Linked DNA regions of Homo sapiens: region 2 is linked to region 1. A link is an interaction called in ENCODE POLR2A ChIA-PET data of the cell type or tissue named here. Cell type or tissue: MCF 10A. All regions are shown on one strand.

Region 1 (8,000 bases):
ATGTACCCTGAACAGACATTGCAGGCCAGGGAGCCGTCTCTGCTACCCTGAACAGTGAGCCCAAGATACCTTCAACTTTCACCACGTGGTGATTAAAATCTCTACCATTGACCCAAGCACAGACACTTTCTAAATCACCCACTCTTTCACCAAAGTCTCTTTTATTCTCTTTCACCATAAGACCCAGTTTTATAAGATATGATCTACTATTGACAGGCAAATATTGACCAGAGAGGGGAAATCAAGTATTTAAAAGATGGGAAGGACATCAAACTATTAAATATCAAATTCTGGAGAAATTTTGTAGATCAGCCAGAACTACTTCTAGAGAGAGAGAGAGAGCCAAACCATGTGGAGAGAGAAGAATAAAACAAAAGCAAACTGGCAGAAATGTGAAGTGGCTTGCATTCTTTTAACCTCAAGAGTGGGAGCAGCCAAGAACACAGAGTTTTACCAAGTAGAGGCAAAAGTCTTAGTCAAACTCAGTTGTACCTATTCTACTCCTGGCTGCCTCCACCTGATCATAATGACATTATGCTAGGAAAAAATGCAAATTAACAATGAGATGATAATAAGAGGCAGAGTTCTTTTGATCTTGTTAGCTGGAACCTGGGAGAAGGCATATTGCAGGGGTGGATATCTTTAGAGGGACATTGGAATTACCTGGGAGCTTTAAAAAAAAATGCTGAGTTTTGGCAGGGCATGCTGGCTCATGCCTGTAATCCCAGCACTTTGGGAGGCTGAGGTGGGTGGATCACTTGAGGCCAGAGTTCAAGACCAGTCTGGCCAACATGGTGAAACCATGTCTCTACTGAAAATATAAAAATTAGCCAAGCATGGTGGCATACACCTGTAATCCCAGCTACTCCGGAGGCTGAGGCAGGAGAATCACTTGAACCCAGGAGACGGAGGTTGCAATGAGCCGAGATCGTGCCACTGCACTCCAGCCTGGGTGACAGAGAGAGACTCTGTCTCAAAAAAATAAAAATAAAAATAAAACAGACAAAAAAAACATTAAAAAACTGAGTTTTATAAACTCTTCAGGTGATTCTAATAGATATCTAATATTTTTAATTACTGGTTTGGGGGTCTCCTGAGAGAAGTTTCTACCAGAGACAAAGAGCACTGTCCTGAAGGGGAAGAAGATGACGTTAAGTAAAAGAGTTAAGCTTGTGCACCTCAAGAGTTTCTTTTTCTGCTACTGGTCCTAGTCAAGTAACAAATCATGCTCTTTCCTATGACACTGATCCATCTGATGTACACAGCAGCGTCCCTGACAGGAAGGGATCGGGAGAACCCTGGAATGGGACACAGTAGAGGCTCAGTCTCCTAACATCTGGGGATGGGAAAGCTTGGCTGCTCTCCTGCCCATCCTGCCTCTCCAGAGGAACAGATCAACTCCAAGTGGAAAACATGACAGGGAGTGTATACCATTTAGTGGGTAACCAATTTATTCATGTGTGTTGGTTTGAAGATATATTAATAGAATCTGTTCATGATAAAGTAACCAGCATCCCATTGGAAAGGGGATGAAGAACTGAGACTAGAGGAACACATTGAAGTTTCTGGGTCTGACAAGGTTGTCAGAAATGATATGATGGTACAGTTGGAAAATGAAGGTAAGGGCAAAGATACAAAGTTTTACTGAGCTGGTGTAGCTTTGTCCCGGATGAGTAAGTGTAAAATGTTCTTTAAGTTCTTAAAATTTTGAAAATGATTCTCTAATCCCATTAATTCACTTGAGGGTCTTAAGAACCCAGAAAACCCAGGAAAAAAAAAAATCTGGTCTCAGAAAAGACAATGACCTGGATAACATAGCCAAAGGTCCACTTGGCGTAATTTAATGCCAGATTCAGGCTTCTCCACAATAACAGTATTTGGCCACATTTTTAAAGCACTTTCATTTTATGACTCGGTTTCTTATTTGTTGGTTTATAGCTTGCTATTTATTCTTACTCTGGCAATGTGACTTGTTATATTATGTCAGATGTGTCCTTCTCTGCATGGGAGAAGAAAATTAACTGTGAAGACTTCCCCTGACACCATATTTAAATCATACAGGACTAAATTTTCAAATATTCCAGATGAGACAAACTATTAAGTGAATATGGCACACAAGAGGATTTAGGAAATTTACACATGGTTTCTAAACTATGGCAGTGTAAGCTATTAAAATGAACTTCTGCCTTTTCTGAGATGACAATTTAATCCCTAAAAATAAGCCAGTGTTTGAGCAGTTGACCAGCCTGGAGCCTGGTGGATAGCTAACACTCAGTCATGTTGATTAAATCTGAGTGATACTCTTAGAAGGAAGCATTGGGCATGATTCTAATCATTAGAATTGAAAATGAGGAGAACATTTGGGAGAAACTGACTGTGCATTTCAAAATTAGAAATGCCAAAAAAAAAAGTGGCGGGAGGGAGGGTAGCTTTTGTCTGATGTGGTTTGGCTGTTTCAGGCACAGCTTAAAAGGAATATGGCAGAAAGTGTTTAGGAGATTGGTTCTTGAACTGACTTCAAACTCCAGCCTCATCTCAAACAGCCTTATTCTGACCTACTAGTTTTACCTTTGTTTATCTTGCTTCCTCCCAATTTTACCTTCACTTTTCTGAGATCCCCAGTTCTAGACACTCCTATCTTATTCCCCAATTGCATTTTACATTTTCCCCGTGACAGGTACTGACACCTTTGTAGTTCTGATATTTGATAACGTACCTTATTTGACTCAGCCTTGGAAAGCCCCATTATCTAAGAATTGGCCTCGCAACTAATACTCCTAATACTAATATGATCACCTTCACAGTCCTGGGCCAAACAACTTCCATCAGACATTCTAGACTAAAAACAGCAATTTTTTTAAAGTTCTCCAAAGAGATAACTATGCATTATGTGAACTCTAAATAAATAGCAGGTCAACAGGGATGAGTGACTCTTTAAAATAAAATTGCATTAACATTCAAATATTATTTTACCTCTTTCTCTACCTGAACTTGAAATGTTAGAATGCCCTGAGTTTTGTCTTTGGCCGTTTCTTTTCTTTACTTGCACTCACTCTTTAAGCGATTTTATTGAATCTTGTGGCTATAAGCATATTAATTCACTGTTGATTTTCAAATGTCTAACTATAGCTTAACCCCCTCCTCTGGGCTCCTATCTCATATACCCTGTACCCTGACATCCTCACTTGGACATTTGCTAACATTTCAAATATAAAATGTTTATGTCTGCACTTGAACTCTTGATTACCCCTCTTTCTCTCAGTCTTGCCAATCTTAGTAAATAGCTCCACCACCCCCCATGGGTGGATGAATGGATGGATGGATGGATGGATAGAAGGAAGGAAGGAAGGGGGCTTTCTAAGGCTGAGTCAAGTAAGGTACATGATCAGATATCAGGGATGGAGGGAGGAAGGGAAGGAGGGAAGGAAGGGAGGGAGGGAATGAAGGAAAGAAGGAAGGAAGGAAAGGTGGGTCAAGTAAGGTACATTATCAAATATCAGGGAGGGAGGGAGGGAAGGAAAGAAAGGAAACAAAAGGAAAGGAAAGGTCAAGTAAGGTTCATTATCAAATATCAGAGAGGGAGGGAAGGAAAGAAAGGAAACAAAAGGAAAGGAAAGGTCAAGTAAGGTACATTATCAAATATCAGAGAGGGAGGGAAGGAAAGAAAGAAGGAAAGGAAGGAATGAAAGAAGGAAGGAAGGAAAGGAAAAAGGAAGGAATGAAGGAAGGAAAGAGGGAGGGAGGGAAGGAGGGAGGGAGGGGGAAGGAAGGAAGGAAAAAGGAAGGGAGAAAAGGAGGTAGAAAATTAGGTAAGACAACGGGTTAATAGGATAATATGATACTGGAGAATATATAAACAGACATGAACATTTTAAAATAGAATTTTGGTGGACAAAATACTTTCAAAAACTGCCTCAGGGGTTGTTTAGGCTTTATTTGTTGATCCAAATTTTAAACTATTAATACATATTAAGAATTGGAGACAGGCATCACAGAGGGTCAAAATTTATAAAACAAATTGGATGATATATATGGTCAGCAAATGCCATGTAAAATGTCTCTATGACTTCATGTGCAATCAAGCTCACCAATGTTCTCCTGAGGTCAAAAACTTCTACAGAAAACCATACCAGCTATTTTTGAAACACGATTGTTGAGATTTGAGAATGAGGTCCAGAACAATGGCATATGTGAAGGAAAGTAGGTTTAGGTTGCAACCATTTGTAAAATGTTGTCTAAATGCATGTTGAGTGATGTTTGTTTATTCTAAGGCGGGATTTGAAACCAAATCTGATGAGTCAGAGCTCCAACTTGGATAAAAAGATGTGCTAAGAAAGAAGAGCCAACTAGGAAGAAGCTCCAACACCTTTTATCTCTCCCTTCATGTGTGTATAATCATCTCTGAGTGCCTATTCCCACCCACAAACTTAGCCTCTTGGATGATCCCCAACATCTGGCTGTGGTTAGCACTTCTACTCCTGCTATGTCAAGACTACAACAGAACAGCTTCTAAATCCACTCATGAAGCATCAGTCAAGTCCACAAATGTTTATTGGGTACCTCTGGTGTAAGAGTTTATGCTATACCCTGCTAAACACTTCTTTCACTTCATCCTTTCCTGGAAGTTGAAACTCCGTATTGCTTTTTATTAGTATTTGTTATTAACTTTTAACTACAAATCCACACAGCATGAGCATTACCAAAACATACATTTTTGAAGGAGAGAATAAACGATTTTAGAGCATAATTAAGACTCTAAAGTGGTGCTTCACTCACTTCCTCTAATTCTGGGGATTTTTTTTTCTTCCTTCTTTTTTGCTCTGTCATGAAGTCGGAGGGCAAGCCAACTCCAGCAATTTCACCAGATACCACACACTAATGGCTGTGGGACCGCTGCCAGTCGCCCTGTAGAAATGTGCTTCCCTTTGGCTTATCTCTACTCATTATTCTGTTCTTAATATCATTGTGCAAAGAATCTGAAGATTACGAAATAACAAGGTTTTCCAATATGTTGCTGTGTTTAAACGTGATAAATTAACAAGGGAATAGTGCAATGAAAGCATTTGCATTTCATTTCCATTCAAGGCACAGAGCTAACACAGTACTAGAGAGAGAAAGTGATTTAGTTTATTCTCAAGAGTTTGGGTGAGCACAAAACCAAATAAAGCTGAACCACAACATGGCAGGATTTATTAAATCTGTACAACTGAACAAAGTAGCACCCTAAACAGTGAACCAAGCTGCATTTTTCCTCCTTTCAAACTGTCAGAGCATAGATGCAAGACTTCCATCTTGCCAGTCACTGTGAAATATCACAGTGAAGAAGCTTTTTCTACCTCAGTATCAAATTTTCAGATACAGCCAGGCACAGCGGCTCACACCTATAATCCTAGCACTTTGGGAGGCTGAGGTGGGCAGAGTGCCTGAGTTCAGGAGTTTGAGACCACCCTGAGCAACATGGTGAAACCCCATCTCTACTAAAATACAGAAAATTAACCGGGTGTGGTGGTATGTGCCTGTAATACCAGCTACTCGGAAGGCTGAGGTAGGAGAATCGCTTGAACCGGGGAGGCAGAGGTTGCGGTGAGCCAGGATCGCCCCAATGAACTGCAGCCTGGGTGATACAGCAAGACTCCATCTCAAAATAAAAATAAAAATAATTCAGATACAAATACAAATACAGATACAAATTTTATTTAATAAAAATCTTCATTTCAAAAAAAGTTAATGCAAGTTACACAAGGAAAGGAGATGAGAAATGTTGGTCTGACACCAGTTTTTTCAGTCAGTTATCTTGTCCAACTCATGTATAAGGGCTTTATTTGTCATTTGTAAAAATAATAAAACCATCTTCCTATTTACTTCATGGTGAAAATAAGTTTTCTGAAGTGACACTTATTAGGCACATTTAGCTTTTTTTTTTTGAGACGGAGTCTCGCTCTGTCGCCCAGGCTGGAGTGCAGTGGCGGGATCTCGGCTCACTGCAAGCTCCGCCTCCCGGGTTCACGCCATTCTCCTGCCTCAGCCTCCCAAGTAGCTGGGACTACAGGCGCCCGCCACTACGCCCGGCTAATTTTTTGTATTTTCAGTAGAGACGGGGTTTCACCGTTTTAGCCGGGATGGTCTCGATACATTTAGCTTTTTAAAGAGCTTTTTAAAATATAAAGAAAATAAAGTAGTTTTTCAATAGTTCATTTAGAAAATCAGCATTTCTGTAGATGTTCACTGCAGAAAGTTTGTATGGGATTTGTTGGATGGATATCACTGTTTTGATAGAACTAGGCACAGGTCCAAGAACAGAGATTTAAATCTTAAATATGAAACAGTCCTTTGTTTTGCTTTTCTCATTCTTTGCAAAGCTCATTTTGGGCTTTAAAAATATTTACTCAAGGGATATTATCGTCAGGAACTATAACCAAGAAGTTGCCAACTTGATATTATTTGAGGGGATGCCAAAAAGACCTTTGCAGAAACCATCTCCCCATTGCCTCGCTGATGCCTGAAATTTCAACAGCTTTAATTCACTCAGTTATGCTGATGCTTGACATTTCTCTATAGTAACCTTTTGACGTGGGGAGGAGAAGGAGGAGATAGCACTGCTCAAACAACCACAACATCACCGTGCCATACTGTCATTCAGCCTAACTTTCTCCGTATTATTCACAAAGATATTCTAATGTTTTTTCAAATGGTTTTTGAAAGCTAGCTATAACATTGTTGTAGCATATGCTCCCAAACTTACTGAGACGAGGAAAGGGAAAGGCAGCAATGCCACCCTCTGTACTCACTGACACACTAGATATCCTGGGAACCCAGAGTGGAAAATCAGAGTGCCTTTTAGTGACCACTTCATTTGCTTCTAAATGCTGTGAATTATCTTTTGCAAAGTCACTTTGGAATTTAAGCAGCCATTTCCTGTTTTTTTGTTGTTTTTTTTTTTTTTTTTTAAATAGGACATTTACCTTTCTTACACACTTTCTCATTCTCCAGGTGATGGCTTGGAATTTCAGAGTTCTAAAATGAACCTAAAAAGTTACTTCAGCATCCTTAGAAATAAGTTGTTAAGGCATGAACATTTGAGTTCATCCAAAGTAGGTTGTTTTCTCTTTACACCTTAACCCATGTTAAACTATAGTTTATCCTGTATGTTGCTTGATAAATGCTTTCCTGTTTTAAGAGTATCGTTTTTGTTAGAGAAGACGAAAACAAAACAGGAGTTAATTAGCTCCGCTTCTTTTGTCATTTGTTAAAATCTATTAACATAACCAGCATCCCCTAAATTGAGGAAGGAAACTGGGGTCTTCATACATCTTACAGGATTAATTGACCAATTCAACTATGTGTCCATGTAAATTTGGTTTTAAAATGCTATCCGATAAGGAAATAAAAAAGATTTTAGTGGCCCAATTTTATATCATTCTCAAGGCATAGATCCTATTCTTTAAAAATAAACACTTCATTTGAAATCTATAATTTTTTTTGAGTTTGTATTAATTTTGCTCTTGCACTGTTCATTAGCTTCTTGGTACCTGCAAATAATAGGGAGATGTCTAAAACTATCTTGATGTCTGTCCATTCCTAGGTGTTATCAAAAGGTCTCATCAAATTATTTTATGTAGAAGAGCACCCAAATGTTATTTCTTGCTGTTCCTCTTCTTTTCCTCAAGAGAAAGAAGGTTGAAAACTGAAAATGATGAAGTTGAAGAATGAAGTCAATGAGTGTTAAGAAGAGATTCATTTATCCTTGAAGTAAGTGCAAATCCAATCGCATGTTTTCCTTATGACACAATAGTTACCCACAGATTGCTAAACCATTTCTTTTTTGTTCAGCAGAAATGAAAAAGTAGAGTGCTGGTGGTGATCATGTCTTCCCTTCACCCATGGGGACTTTTCATTTATCGCTGCCACTCCAGCATGTTCACTATTCTCTGTAGCATGAAAATCTGATAAAGCTCATGAGGGGAGAGAAAACTTAACTTCAATATTTTCCTGCTGAGCCT
Region 2 (8,000 bases), 68 kb before region 1:
ACTTGTATCTATTATGGAAGTTTTGATATTGGCACTTTCTTGACTAGAAGATGTCAAAGAAGTTTCCAGAGATCAGGCAAGGACTCAAATGGTCTGTAAAGTGACTGAAGCATCCAGAAGTTTTCATTATTCCAAGAATAATAACTATGTTCACTGATATGTAGACAAGTACAGCTATGTCACACCTGCTGCTTATAGACACACTCACACGCACACACATACACACACACACCATTTTAGAATCAGTGGATACAATGTCTTCTCCATACTTGTTTCACCAAAAAAGAACCCCTCACTTTTTAAAGAACTGTCTCAATGGACTAGTATTGAATGAATCTTATTTTTGGTAAATTGTCTCTTTGATGCAGCAGTCCCCAACCTTTTTGGTACCAGGGACCAGTTTCATGGAAGACTATTTTCCCACGGACATGTGGGGCATGGTGGCAGAGGGGCTGTTTTGGGGTGAAACTGTTTCACTTCAGATCATCAGGCATTAGATTCTCATAAGCGGTATGCAAACTAGATCCCTCACATGCATAGTTCACAATAGGATTCATGCTCCTGTGAGGAGCTAATGCCACAACTCATCTGACAGGAGGCAGAGCTCAGGTGGTAATGTGAGTGATGGGGAGCGACTGGAAATACAGATGAAGCTTCACTCTCTCTCTCACTTGCTGCTCACCTGCTGTGCGGCCCAGTTCCTAACAGACCACAAACCAGTACCAGTCTGTGGCCTGAGGGTTGGGAACCCCTGCTTTAATGTATTCCTTCTTTGCCACTAATCAATAATCAATATATGCCATTACATTTTGGCATAAATTGATTTAAAAGATTTGTTTTTCTCTTAGTATACAACCCTTCTGAATTACACATCATGTTTATTTCTTCTCGCCTCTGCCCTTCCTACAGCATTTAGAACACCATTTTCTATACTTTAGGTGTTCAATAAAAATTCTTAGATGAAGGCCTGGGATTGAGCATCATAGGAATTTTCCCAGCCTGCTTCTGAAACAAGTTTAATTCTCACATTCTGTATTATAACTAAAATTTTCTTCCTAGAAATGCCTATCAAAGAATTTTTGCCTTTGAGTTTCAAATAAATATTCACTTTTCATGACATACTCCAGTGATCATTACTAAAACCCTATTTCAACGTGCTGGTGTTTGCAGACGCCTCGTAGTGGAACAAGCAGAACATCTGAGTTCTAATCATAGCCCTGCCATTTGCTGTCTAAGCACATTTGCTGCTCTGGGCTTCAGTTTGCCCCTAAGTCAAATGAAGACAGCACTTGTCAACTAGCTTCATGGGGTTGTTTTAATAACCATTAGGAAAAAAAATACCAAAATCACTGTAAAGGCTACATAGTGCTAGCCCTGCTTTTACCGTGCGTATTACTTTAAAATTTCAACTCTCCATTTGGCTTCGATTTTGTTATTTATCTGACATAAACTATAAGCTCCCCAGAGAAACTTTATGAGTACCTCCAGAGTATCCTTGCCACTGAAAAACATCATTAAACAATAATACTCATGAAATTTCTGAGAACTATTCTATGGGAGATAATAACCATAAAAGTATAAAAGTGGCTCCCCTGTGGCTCAGTGAACTTCGCTATTGTGGACTTCCTACGATATTAACTAAAAATCAAAGATTTGCTTTTGTTTGCATTAAAGACATAGGAATAGTAATAATGAAATCATGTTGTTACTATTAAAGGATTCTTAAAGTATAAAATTCCTTGACCGACTTTATCTTTTTGAAACTTTAAAAAGGCCTGGCAGGTATCAACGTGTTTTACAGATGAGAAAACTAAAGCTTCAAAAGGTTTACTTCCCAGGATAAATTGTCTTGCTCACAAATTCATGGCAGAGCTAAGGTTTTAATCACACAGTGCTATAGGCTTTCTCGTGCACAAGGATTTCTCAACCTCAGCACTATTGACTTTATAGACTGGATAATTCTTTGTTTTAGGGGAACTTCCCTATGCATTGTGGGATGTTTAGAGCATCCCTGGCTTTAGCCACCAGATGCTAGTAGCACATCCCCCTATATTGTGACAAGAAAAATGCCTCTAGATATTGCCAAATGTCTCTTGGGGGACAAAATTGCCCCCAGCTGAGAATCTGTCATAAATCACACCACTTTTTCTTTTCTTTTCTTTTCTTTTTTTTTTTTTTTTTGAGACAGGGTCTCATTCCTGTTGCCCAGGCTGGAGTGCAGTGGTGCAATCATGGCTCACTGCAGCTCAACTTCCTGGGCTCAAGTGATCCTCCCACCTCAGCCTCCTGAGTAGCTGGGACTACAGGTGCATGCCACCATGCCCAGCTAATTTTTGTATTTTTTATGAAGACAGGGTTTTGCCATGTTACCCAGACTGGTCGTGAACTCTTGGTCTCAAGCATTCCTCCCACCTCGGCCTCCCAAAGTGCTGGGATTACAGGCGTGAGCCACTGCGCCCGGCTCACCCCCGCCCCCTTATATACTATATATACTAGTACCTATATAACTTTTCATAAATAACTTTCCTGTGCTTGATCATATGATTTAAGGTCAGATAGCAATGAGTACTTCGAATCAAAGTGTATTAGTTTTCTGTAGCTGCTGTAACAAATTACCACAAACTTGGTGGCTTAAAACAAGAGATGTTTTTTTCTTCACAGTTTTGGAGGACAGAGTGAAATCAAGGTGTCAGCAGGGCCACATTCCCTCCAAAAGCTCCAGAGGGGAATCCTTCCTTGCCTCTCCCAGCTTCTGGTGACTCCAGGGTTTCCTTGGCTTGTGGCTGGATAACTCGAATCTCTGCCTCCATTTTCACATGGACTTCTCTTCTGTGTCCCTGCCTCTTCTGTCTCTTATAAGGATACTTGTCATTGAGTGTAGGACCCACCAAAGAATCCAGCATGATCTCATCTTACAAAGAAAGTCTCATCACAGTTTCTAGGTGGTCCAGTTAGAGGTGTTTTTTGGGGAGCCACCATTCAACTCACTACATAGATCATACTGTTTTTCCTAAGAAGTCAAAACACTTTCTGGATAATCTATCATCACATTAAGTTCATAAATGTTCTAGAAAATAGGAGGATACAAGTCAGAATATGAGACACAGAGATTAAGGGCAAATTTGCTAAAGTCAGTGAGTTACAGATTTACTAAAATAACCTTTGAGTCTATGTTCAGGACCTTCCTCCACTGGGTCTGTTGCAGAATGGTGAAAAGAACCACCTGACTTGCCTCCTGCTGTATGAACCATAAAATTTACAGGGAATTCTGGTGGGAAATTGAAAAGCAAAAGAGAACATAGCTGGATTTTCAAATCCTTATGTTGATTTTTTTAAAACTCAGCTGTAGGCTTCTAATATCAACAAGATTTTCTGACACCCCGTGAAAGAAAACAAACATAGAACTCCATAAAGCCATATAATAAAGTTCCTTCTCAATGTGTAAGTGTCCTTTAAAATTCCTCCCTGTATGTGTTGCATGTTAATTTTTTAAAAATCTGTGGTTATAGAGCCATGAACAAAAATATAGAGCATTAGCTTTCATAGTGCACAATATTAATCACACTTTCATATACCAAGACTGATTCTGCAAAAACACCATGAGATAATGCTCACTTAACAGAGCTTGGTCACAGAGTAATGGTCTGCTGATTTCCCCTAAAATATTACATTTGATTTTTTGATACCTCTGCATTTTCATTCTAAGCGATGTTGACATTTTAACCAGAATATCCAGTAAGTTATGAATCACCAGCTGACACCAAATGACTCACTTATAGAATTACAACCATGATGTGTATAAAAAGCCTTTTTAAATATATCATAACTGAACAATCTCCTTCTTGATTTCTCTTGCAGTAGTCATACTCTGCCTTCCAAAGGCTCACATGAAGATGGCCAGTCACTTGCTTATTTTTCTTATATTCATTTACAACCGTAAGCTGTATTCTCCAAATTATATCCTTATTATATCTTTTGTCACATGTCCTAGATTTTATCTGAACATTTTTTATTTATTAAAAGGTAACATAGTCACATGGTTTGAAATTTGTTTAAACAGCATGTAGGGGCATAGGATGCAAACAGTAAGTTTCCTACCAAGCCCAAGTCTCTGTCCCAGTCCTGGGAAGCAATCTGTGTTAATAGCTTTAAGCGGATCTTTTCGGAAATATTTTATGTATACTGAAGTCTCCCTTTAAAGAAAGCCCTTTTCACCAAAGCACAAATCATTCTTACTTAATCATAAAGTTCTCACATTTTTGTATTAGACCACAGTCTCTGACAAGATTAACCCTAACCTATGCCAAATCTTCTGAGTAGATTTTACATTTTTTAGACCCAGTAGGCAACATCTCACTACATGGTAAAAGAAGCCTATTTTAAAAAATATATTGCTAATGAATAATATTCAGCAAATCTTGCCCTTAATGTCCTGTGTATCATAGTCAGCTCAATCAAACTTTGTAAATGCCTTTTTAGTTTTATTCTCAGAGCAAAATAATGTATCTTCTTAAAATCAGATTCCAAATGACAAATCTCTTCCTTCAAAGATAAAATATTCGCAGCATTCTCTATGATATATTTTGAGAGATCACTCAACTCTTACCATTACTTTGATTTTTAAGGGTAAGGTTGTTAATGATCTTACCTATTAAAGAAAAAAATCTAAAGATATTCGTAGGTCAGATTCAGATTTATACTAGATCATAATAAAGCTGCACATTACAACTTTAGGAACTAACACAGGGCCTGAAAGAAATTAGGCAAGATTCAAAGCAGTGAAGGTTTAGTTCTAATAGTATCATGATATGTAGTAGTATCACAAGTATTAATATTACGAATGGCACTAGAACTGTTCCTGGGCTACAGCTGCTTTGTGCTTTTTGCTATAGATTTATTATAAAAAGGAGCATGAGAAGGCCTAGCAAATGTTTTGTAATCTTGCCAAGGTGCCTGAATGCTATGGCTGCTGCACGCCCATGAGTGTCCAGCAAAGATGGACAAGAGGGTTGGGTGTGGTTAGAAAATGTGGCCTGATTCTGATTCCCTCCCTCCACCCACACACGCACATTGCACACACATGTTTTCAGTCAGATCCTTCAAGAAGCAAATACCAAAACAGAATGATACATGTAAGACATGCACCAGGGATCTACCTGCAAGAGAAAAGGGGCAGAAGCTGGGAGGACAGTCAGATCTTGATGCAGGTCTGACCACAAGTGAAGGAGAGAGAGAGAAAGATTGGATGGATGTATCTTAGTGTCTAGTACATTCTAAGAACGTTTGGTGAGGCTGTGGGGATAGAGATAGTGGAAGGCGAGAAGTCCTCAAGCCAAAGTTGCCTCTCAAAGGAAGCCCTCATCTCTAATTGGACAGGTCTGCCTCAGTAACCCAGCTGCGCCCAGTCATTGGCAGGCGCATGCTGTGGGAAATGTGGCCTCAGCACAAACTGGGTGATGAATTTCAGAGTCCAGCAATTGGAGTCCTTAGTCAATGATGCTCCCTGCAATTGGCAATATGAGAAGCTCATTCTCCTGGCGAACACACACACTTCTCAGATGAGACCCACTACTGCAAATATGTCTTAGGCTGATCTCTAGATCCATATATGTATATATTGAAAATATTTGTTTTTAGAGTTTCAGCATAATTCTCCAATTCTCAGGTTGCTGTAAACAGATTTCTCTTTGTCAAGACAGCAATTGATTAAGCTAATTCACGCAAAAGACGAGAATGATTTCTATGCTTCCTGCTTATTCTTCCAGAAGCTTTAACTTGCCAAGCTGAATGGGTCTTTCATTGGTGGACGTATTTTTATTGAAGTAAACTTGAAATACAAGAAAATGCACAAATCTTAAGTATAAAATTTGATGATATGATATCCATTCATACAACCACCCCAAAAAGCTCCCTCATGCCTGCTTCCAGTCCATTCTAAACTTCCCAGAAACAACCACTATTCTGATTTCTATCAGCAGAAATCAGTTTTTCCTGTTGTGGAAGTTCATATAGATGGCATCATACAGTACTTTTTTGTGTCTATTTTTCCCACTTAATACCGTATGTCTGAGATTCATCTATGTTGTTTCAAATGCAGTCAGTATTTTACTTTTTACTGTCTAATAGTATACCATTGTATGGATATACCATTTGTTTATCCATTCTATCCTGTTGATAGGCAGGTGAATTTGGGTTGTTTCCAGTTTAAGGATATTGTGAATAAAGCTCCTCTGAACATTCATGTGAAGTTTTTGTGTGAACATACTTTTATTTGCGGGGGGATCAATCTGGATCATAAGGGAGTGTGTATTTATTTCATAGGAGAAGAATTTCCCAATGTTTGTGTAATTTTATACTCCATAGCTGGTGGAAATTTAAGAAGTATCAGATGATATTTTAGGCCTTCTCTCAAATCGACCCCAGCTAAATAAAAGAGAGTTACTGGCAGGGCTAAGAGAAATAATTCACGTATCTATCTCTTCTAGCCAAAGCATGCAGATGCTCCAATACCCCATTTTATGATAGCAAACAGATTTCAGGAAATACTAAATATTGCCCAAAGTCAAACAGCTGATAAGTGCAACCAGAATTCAAACCCAGCTCCATTCCCTCTACAGCAAAACCAATGGTCTTCTTCCTAAAGAAACTTCCAAAGCACTGAAGTAACCCCAGCTCTAACCATTGGCAAGAGACAAGAGGCAAAAAACGGGAGAGATTCACAACACAGTGGCAATCTCTTCTCTATTCACTGTGGAAGAGGAGGGTGAAAGACCACCAGCTTTTCCCTAGAGATCTTTCCCAAGTATATTTTTCAGCTCCACCCCTTGTTTCGGGGGGGAAAAAAAGACTTTGTTAAGCAGATGCTTCTTAGTTACCTATCTGGGATACCCAAAAGGAGCTTTATGTCAACCTCATTTTTTTTTTCCCACCTCCTCAGTTTGACCCTAGGAGATTGTTATTGTTACTATTACTGTTACTGCCAATTAAAAGACAAGGAAACAGAATCTCTCTGTTTCCCTTATTTGTCTAGGATCACCCAGATTAGTGTGTCTTTCTCATCCCTTAGTTTTTGGCTTCTGGAAAAGAGAGACTATTACCTTCTTGCTTTAATACCCTCACTGCCAAGCATCCTGCAGACTAAAACCCAGGCAGACAGTCGATGGTGAATGACTGAATGAATGAATGAATGGGTGGGTGGATCCAAGCCAAGTCTTTTGGCTTCAGGATCACAGGTCTTTTCATTAGGCAGTATATACTAAAACCTTATTTTCCTCATTTTTAAAACCAGAAGACTGGACAAGATAACCTCTAAGATTTTGTTCAATTCAGAAAGGCTAGGATTCCATCGGTCTATGCTCAATACAAACCTTTAAAGGAAAAGAACAGAAATTTTATCTGACAATACCTTATATTACCAAAGAGAGAGTTCTGAGTCCTTGAATGCAGGAGAGAACCTACTGTGACTAATGAGTAAAAGGTCCCTTGGGATAAAGTCTGTCAAGAAACTAAAAGCTAATCCAAAGGTGACTTTGAACACATTCCCCTTCTCAAATAGCACAGGCTTAAAAACCAGATTTTCACTCTTTGTGGGGTAATGGATAGAAGTTCTGAAAAATCATTTACATGAAAAATATAAGCACCTTATTTGCATATATGATAACAGCATTTGAGGAAAAACAGAATGTGGACATATAAATTAGTTTAGGGAATAAGAAGAAGAAAACAAACTATGCACCACACACATAAACAAATGTTCAAAAAATAAGTAAAAGAAGATCAATCACCTCTTGTTTATGCACACAATTCCAGATGGTCCCTGATAGTGTCAGGCTCTTCTCTTTGGTTCTTTGTTAATCTTATTGCTGTGGTGTTCCCAAGCATTGCCACCTGTTTGTATGGTTTTAGGCATTAGATTTGAAGACATTCATTTTGCCAGGTCATTGTCCCTGATATCAACCAAAGTCCTTTGCTAAGGCTGAAACTCTCAAAGAAATGAAGCC

The links. ChIA-PET counts read pairs that join two places held together with the same protein. Peaks named below come from ENCODE experiments on the same cell type or tissue, not always from the same donor. Only the 100,000 strongest peaks of a DNase experiment are listed, where the experiment ranks them.
Region 2: POLR2A ChIA-PET joins it to region 1 with 5 read pairs; 3 of 35 experiments call an interaction of 5 or more read pairs at or near these places.

What each region holds. Positions count from the first base shown.
Region 1 is chr12:77,228,665-77,236,664 of GRCh38, reverse strand. LINC02464 (long intergenic non-protein coding RNA 2464) reads left to right here. Exons shown (of 7, transcript NR_187546.1): 5 at 7,583-7,749; 6 at 7,834-8,000. Among named protein-coding and RNA genes, the nearest start is that of LINC02464, 85 kb to the left of the region's middle. In MCF 10A, no CTCF peak of the experiment used is centred here; a DNase peak (open chromatin) is centred at 4,894.
Region 2 is chr12:77,296,202-77,304,201 of GRCh38, reverse strand. All of the region lies in intron 2 of LINC02464 (long intergenic non-protein coding RNA 2464), which reads left to right. Among named protein-coding and RNA genes, the nearest start is that of LINC02464, 17 kb to the left of the region's middle. In MCF 10A, no CTCF peak of the experiment used is centred here; a DNase peak (open chromatin) is centred at 3,761.